2 separate regions of the Homo sapiens genome follow, and region 2 is linked to region 1. The links are chromatin contacts, found by Hi-C or POLR2A ChIA-PET in ENCODE. All regions are on one chromosome and are shown on one strand. The core of a region is the stretch at or near the end of the contact, and the rest is flanking DNA. Distances in the headings are between cores, read along the strand shown.

What was found. A loop is a pair of places that touch in the nucleus more often than their neighbours do. ChIA-PET counts read pairs that join two places held with the same protein, here RNA polymerase II (POLR2A). Pooled maps may share reads with other maps.
Region 2: a pooled map shows a loop between it and region 1 (2.1-fold over the local background). The contact joins the promoter of ANO3 here to the promoter of ANO3-AS1 in region 1. A Hi-C loop is called at or near these places in 1 of 50 pooled maps. POLR2A ChIA-PET finds 5 or more read pairs at or near these places in 3 of 52 experiments (GM10248, GM12878 and H1).

The regions. Positions count from the first base shown.
Region 1 is chr11:26,286,393-26,289,487 of GRCh38, reverse strand. ANO3-AS1 (ANO3 antisense RNA 1) reads left to right here and starts at 1,481. Exons shown (of 3, transcript NR_132968.1): 1 at 1,481-1,528; 2 at 1,939-2,160. It also overlaps a transcript of ANO3 not described here.
Region 2 is chr11:26,330,454-26,333,548 of GRCh38, reverse strand. It overlaps ANO3 (anoctamin 3), which reads right to left and starts at 1,419. Exons shown (of 27, transcript NM_031418.4): 1 at 1,228-1,419. The coding sequence starts at 1,273. It overlaps LOC105376598 (a long non-coding RNA gene), which reads left to right and starts at 1,575. Exons shown (of 3, transcript XR_931138.3): 1 at 1,575-1,687; 2 at 1,914-2,029.

The DNA.
Region 1 (3,095 bases), core at 232-2,731:
ATGTATATGAAAATTTTTGGCAAAATAGGCAGTGCTATATATATATTAAGGATTATTATTATTATTAGAATGATTATTTAGTGCCAAATATGTTTTAGGTTTGGTGTCAAATTACTTATATTCACAATCACCAAAGTTCACCATGAGTATTATTATCCCATTTTTATTACTGAGTATGCTCAGTTGAAAAAATGAAGTTAGTTGCTTAATAAAACAGAGCAAATGTCTGGTGTTCCCAGGACATAAATCCAAGTCTGCTGATTTCAAGGTTTATCTGTTTCCTGCTACTTTTTTTTTGCCTGTCATTATAAATCCCACACAGATAAATCTCTATTGATGCCAATTTATATTAAGAGATAAAATGTGAAGAAAGTAAAATCTATAAAAGGAGACCTGATATGTATGGTTTACCTCCATATTCCTAAGGCCTAGGCCATTGCTTGACAGTAGGCACTCCATAGTTGTTGAATGAATGTAATATTAAATAGAGTAAAGTCACACTGAAATCCATTATCCAGAAACTTTATTATTAAACGACTGAAATCTACCAGAAAACCAAAGATTGTGCTAAGTTGTAATAAATTTGAAATCTGGATATTGTACTTTATCCACCTATTGTAGCTTCCCAGAGGGACATTTGCAGGCAAATAGGTATGGCATATTAGATCCATGGCACCATTTAATTTCTTCAATTTAAAAATGCCAGTGTTGACTAATTTCGTGTATTCAGGTGGCAAAGTAATATTCCTCTCACTTCCTTTCCTATCTTGCTGCTTTCTCAGGCATGGTACAGATCAAAAGAAGAAAATGGTTTGCTTAGGTGTTTTCTTTCCCTATTGCTCCAGACACATAATGGCCAGTGAAATGGATCTGAAATTGGAAGGAGTGTAGAGGCCACCGGAAGTATACCTATTTATTAACCCCAGTTTGTGTTCATTATCATTGAAGCTAAAATGGAAAGCTCTTCTGGGAAGGTCAGAAAAACAAAGGAAGGAATCCCTTTCCTACCCACTCACAGAAAGCTGACAATTTAAGAGTCCAGATTTATAATTTGTCCTATATGTTGGTTTTTAGAACTTAAAACAACAACAACAAGGAAAATCCCACTGTTACTGCCAGCTGACATGGACTCTATCTGTGTTTTTCTGAACAACCAGTCTGTCAAATGTCAGTGACAATTGATACCTCCATCATAAACTTCCACTTCTTTATCTTAAAAGCAAGTAATTAAAAGCAGGCTGATGATTCCACCTCTAAATTCACTGGCCTGTCACAGGTGAAGTCAGCGTCGCCAGCCACCCTTCTCTTATGCCTCTCCACTCTACCCTGCTTCCTCACTTAGCCTCCTGGTCTAGCAGACATTCTGATTTTCCAGAGGAAGGAGTGTTATTATGTGCCTTTCAGAATCATTTGATTAATTTTTTGACATTAGTCTACCCTCTACAGTGTGAACAACGCATAGTATATCTGGAGAAGAATGTAGAAGAGAAATTAAATTGACAGAAGATTCTCATGAGGCTCTTTGGAGGTAAGCATTTTCTATTATTTGACAAAGTTCTCCATTGGTTTCAAAAGCCAAGAGAAGAGGAACTTAGAATTTAAAGAAAATAAATGTGAGTTTCAACTCATCCTCTGCCATTAATTCCAGTTTGATATTTGATTATGGCACTTACATTTTTTCAGGGCTCTTTTCACACCTAGTAAGTGGTTTCTAACTAATAGGCTAGTTGAGAAACTATAAATTAGTGGTTAAGAACAAAGGCTCTGGATTTATAATCTGGATTTGAATCTTCCTGGGTTTAAATCCTGGTTTCACCGATTATTAACTATGTGACTTTGGGTAAGTTGCTTAGAGTCTCTGTGCCTTTGTTTCCTCACCTGTAAATGAGTGACATTATAACAGTACTTATCATATATTTTTGTTATGAACATTAACAGGATACTGGTGAAGATCACAGACTCTGGAACCAGAGTGCCTGGATTTAATGTCTGTTTCTATTGCTTAATGACTGTGTGACCTTGGATAAATCACTCGACCTCTCTGTGCTTCACTTCCTGTATCTCTAAAATGGATATTGTCATCTGCTTTACTGGGTTGTTGTAAATAGTAAATGAATCAATAAACAGATGTAAGGTACTTAGACCACTGCTTGGCACATGGTAAGCATTCAATACATGTTAGTCATCATTATTCGAAGGACGAAGTTAAATACAGGATTCAAAGCTCATAGCATATTTATTAATTGTGTATTAAATATTGTGCTAGGAACATACAATAATGTTCAGGACAGACCGGGCTCTGCTCTGGTGGTGCAGATAGTCTAGTCTAACAGAATATATTAGTCACTCTATCAATTCGGCTTTCTCCTGCCCCACAGTTTCTGACTTGGTAGAAAAGCATGTCAAATATCCATGAACCTAATTGTACTGACAATAACTAGTGACACAATAATTGGGCAGGTAATGTAAAGGCAAAATCTTGTGCTTCCATTGATTTATAACACTTTGTTAAGTTTATAAACTCCTTCCTGCAAAAATCTGAATGTCTGTTGGCCCAGAGTTCAATAAAGAAAACACATTAAGCAGAGAGTCTTTAGAAGGTTCTGGTGCAAAGCTAACGACTCTAAAAAGATAGTTTGGAGCTAAGCCCTGTTTGTTTTAACATTCCAAGAGCTTCTGTACCATCCAGTAACAATAACGATCAGCAAATGAACAGAAAGAACCCCTGCATTTGAGGAGCTTTGTGTCTATCTTGTATGGAGACCAAAGCCCACCCGCATTGCCAATTACTGAGTGGTGTGTCAGCATCCATATCGCCATCTTCTGGGAGAGTGTTAGAGATGCAGACACTCAGGCTTTGCCCCAGACCTACTGAATCTTAACTTGTATTTTAACAAGATCCCAAGGCAATTCATATCACATGAAAGTTTGGGAAATGGATTATAAAATTACTGTGCAATTATTATACAATTGGTCATACATTAGAAACACCACACATTAGAATCACGGGGGAAACTTAAAAAATGATGAATGCCTGGGTTTCAACTAAAATAATTCTGACTTAACTGGATGCCTGAGCATCTGAAATTTAAACA
Region 2 (3,095 bases), core at 170-2,669, 44 kb before region 1:
GCACTTTGGGAGGCTAAGGCGGGCGGATCACGAGGTCAGGAGATGGAGGCCATCCTGGCTAATACGGTGAAACCCCGTCTCTACTAAAAACACAAAAAAATTAGCTGGGCTTGGTGGCGGGCGCCTGTAGTCCCAGCTACTCAGGAGGCTGAGGCAGGATAATGGCATGAACCTGGGATGCAGAGCTTGCAGTGAGCCGAGATCGCGCCACTGCACTCCAGCCTGGGCAACAGAGCGAGACTCCACCTCAAAAAAAAAAAAAAAGTCAAAGAGCTACATAAAAACAACTGTTGATGAAAGAAATACAAATAATATCTGGAGGGTGGGGATGAGAATATTTAAGTAAATATTTACTTTGAATGAACAAATTCAGCATTCCAGAATTCACACATCTAAGGCACTCTATGGTTAACTGTATCATAATTACCATTATTAATTCAGCAAAGTGGCAATTGTGTTAATTAATGCTTCTGGATAATAAAACTCCAAAAACTGTGAATGTGCCTCAAAATAAAAATGCTCTGTAAAAAGCCTTTTAAACCAAATAAGAAACAAAGATCAAAGAGTGAGGATAACTTGAACATACAGATTCTTGTCACTATGCCCAGCAAGAAACTTGAGGGAGAAACTAAAAGACATAATACGAAGCCCCTAGAAGAGAAACCTAACCTCAAGAACTTGAAACCCAGAATCAAGCATGGGACATGGGCAAACAATAAATTTTCCCAAGGAAGTGACAGAGCCCCTTTAACTGCAACAGGCCAACTCTGGAACTCCCCCAAGAATTCATTTATCTTATGATTGTGTAAATGCGTCTCAAGGAGTAGACACACTTTTGTGAAGATTACTCAACATTTGAACCACAGAAGACGGCAGATATTGTTGAACATTTCTGTCCTCACCCCTCAGAGCTCTACTGAGCTATTCGGACAATCCCTACTAAGCGGGTTTACTGCAGTGCATTGAAACAGTCTTCACAGAGATATACATTAAGTCAAGTCCTGAAATGACGAATTCCGATACTCCCAGGCACTGTGCGGAGGCTCAGAAAATCACTCATCTAGGATGCAGAGTGAAGAGGAATTTAATTTTTTTTTTTTTTTTAACTTCACAGAGTTCCCCACCTCTGTGTCGCATAAGCCTGCAAAGGATGCTCCTACACAACTGCAAGGGCATGCAGGGGGGAAGTGACGCCCGCAGGGAGAGGGGAGCAAGATTCCAACTGACCTTTTTGCTGTTTAAAGGACTGAATGGAGCCTGAATGGTGGACCATTTTCACTCTGCGCGTCCCAGCCGGCTTAGGGAGCTGCCCGAGAGGGAGGCGGAGGAACAGTAGCCAGACTCTAGACGCTCCAAGGTCCGGAGCCTCAGCGAGCGCACTGCAATCCGACACCTGCTGTAGCCGGCACTTCGCTCTCCAGGCTACGCGCCCGCCGGTGTCGTTGTCATGGGAACGCGGGAGGGCGGTCTAGCGTCCGGCTCCCCTTAGCGGCTACTCTGGGAACAACCCCGCATCCCCCGCGCGTCCAGTGCCACAGTGAGGGGTGGGCGTTGAGCGGGGTTGGCTGGGAGTGGGAGCAGAAGACTTTACTGGAGGAGGAGATATAAATCGGAGCAAACCTCTAGAGCTGATACTGATGCCCTCTTTGCCAAGCTTTGAGGCTGGTTATTTATTTCCTAAAAGTTGGTAGGTAAACCCTGGGACTTTTAAGGAAGGGCAAAGTTGGTCTGTGCTCTGAGAGGGTATGCAGTGGCAGATGCAGAGACGTTTCTGTTTTTCTTTCTTAAATTTAAGTAGAGGGGGCAGAAAGCCACCCCAGCTTAGTTAGCCAGTAGCATGTTTTATTAGGTAAGCTGTGTTCTATGTCTAGCACTTTTCACTTGAGTTTTCCTCTTCTTCTTCTGCCATTCAGGCCTTGAATCATTTATGATGATGATGACTGAGGACCATTTATAACCTACTTAGTCACAGGGGCTGAAAAAACACTACCCACGATGCTCGATTTAATCTTCATAAAAGCCCTGTAATGTAGGTAAACTATGATTCTAATATTATAAAAAGAAACTTAAGATCAGAGCAACAAAGATTTCTCAAGACCACATAAATCAACACCTTATTTGAAAGAGAAGGCACCCGATACCCAAAGAAGTGAAGTAACTCTTTTTGTTTAGTTTGAGAAGTTTTATTTTATTATTTATTTATATCTTCACCATGTATTTTAAGTTCGTGGTACATGTGCAGGATGCGCAGGTTTGTTACATAGGTAAACGTATGCCATGGTGGTTTGCTGCACAGATCACCCCATCACCCGGGTATTGAGCCCAGCAGCCATTAGCTATTGTTCCTAATGCTCTCCCTCCCCCTCCAACAGGCCCCAGTGTGTGTTGTTCCCCCATTGTGTCCGTGTGTTCTCATCATTCAGCTCCCACTTTGAAGTAACTTTTGAAAGACCAAACTGCAGTGGCCAAAATAGGACCAGAAGCTAGCTGAACACATTTTTCAGTAGGATCTCCTTTCCTCCATCTATCTCTGCTCCCTGATTCAAAGCCCTAAGTTCTTCCTGGAAGATGTAAGATGTTATTGAACAGACACATCGTGAGAGTCCGTTGCTTCCTCAGTTTTGAAGTTTTATGGAATCAACTCAGAATCAGGTGAATAATCCAAATAAAAGCAGATAAAAAATATGCAGAAATTTCCAAACTTTCGATACCTCAAAAATATTGAGTTATTATTGTATGCTGTTTGATTCATCTGTGGTGCATGATACAAAAGAATGAGGGGAATATAGCTTTGAACAAACAGATGCTCCAATTATTTATGGATGCATAACAAACTACCCTGAAACTAAGCTGTAAACTAAAATTTATTATTATTACTTATGGATTTTGCAGGTGGGCTAGATTCAGACAGGCAGTTATCTCTCAGAGTCTCTCTTGATTGTTCAGTAACTGGTCTTAAAGTCATCTGAAGCAAAAAGCGAAATTGGATTCTACTCTCAGTGGGAGGAAGAGCAAACAATGTGCTACCTTCTTTAATGTATCATAATGGTCTTTCCAGAAAGAAATGCTGAGCATTCAATAAGAGCTCAGTATGC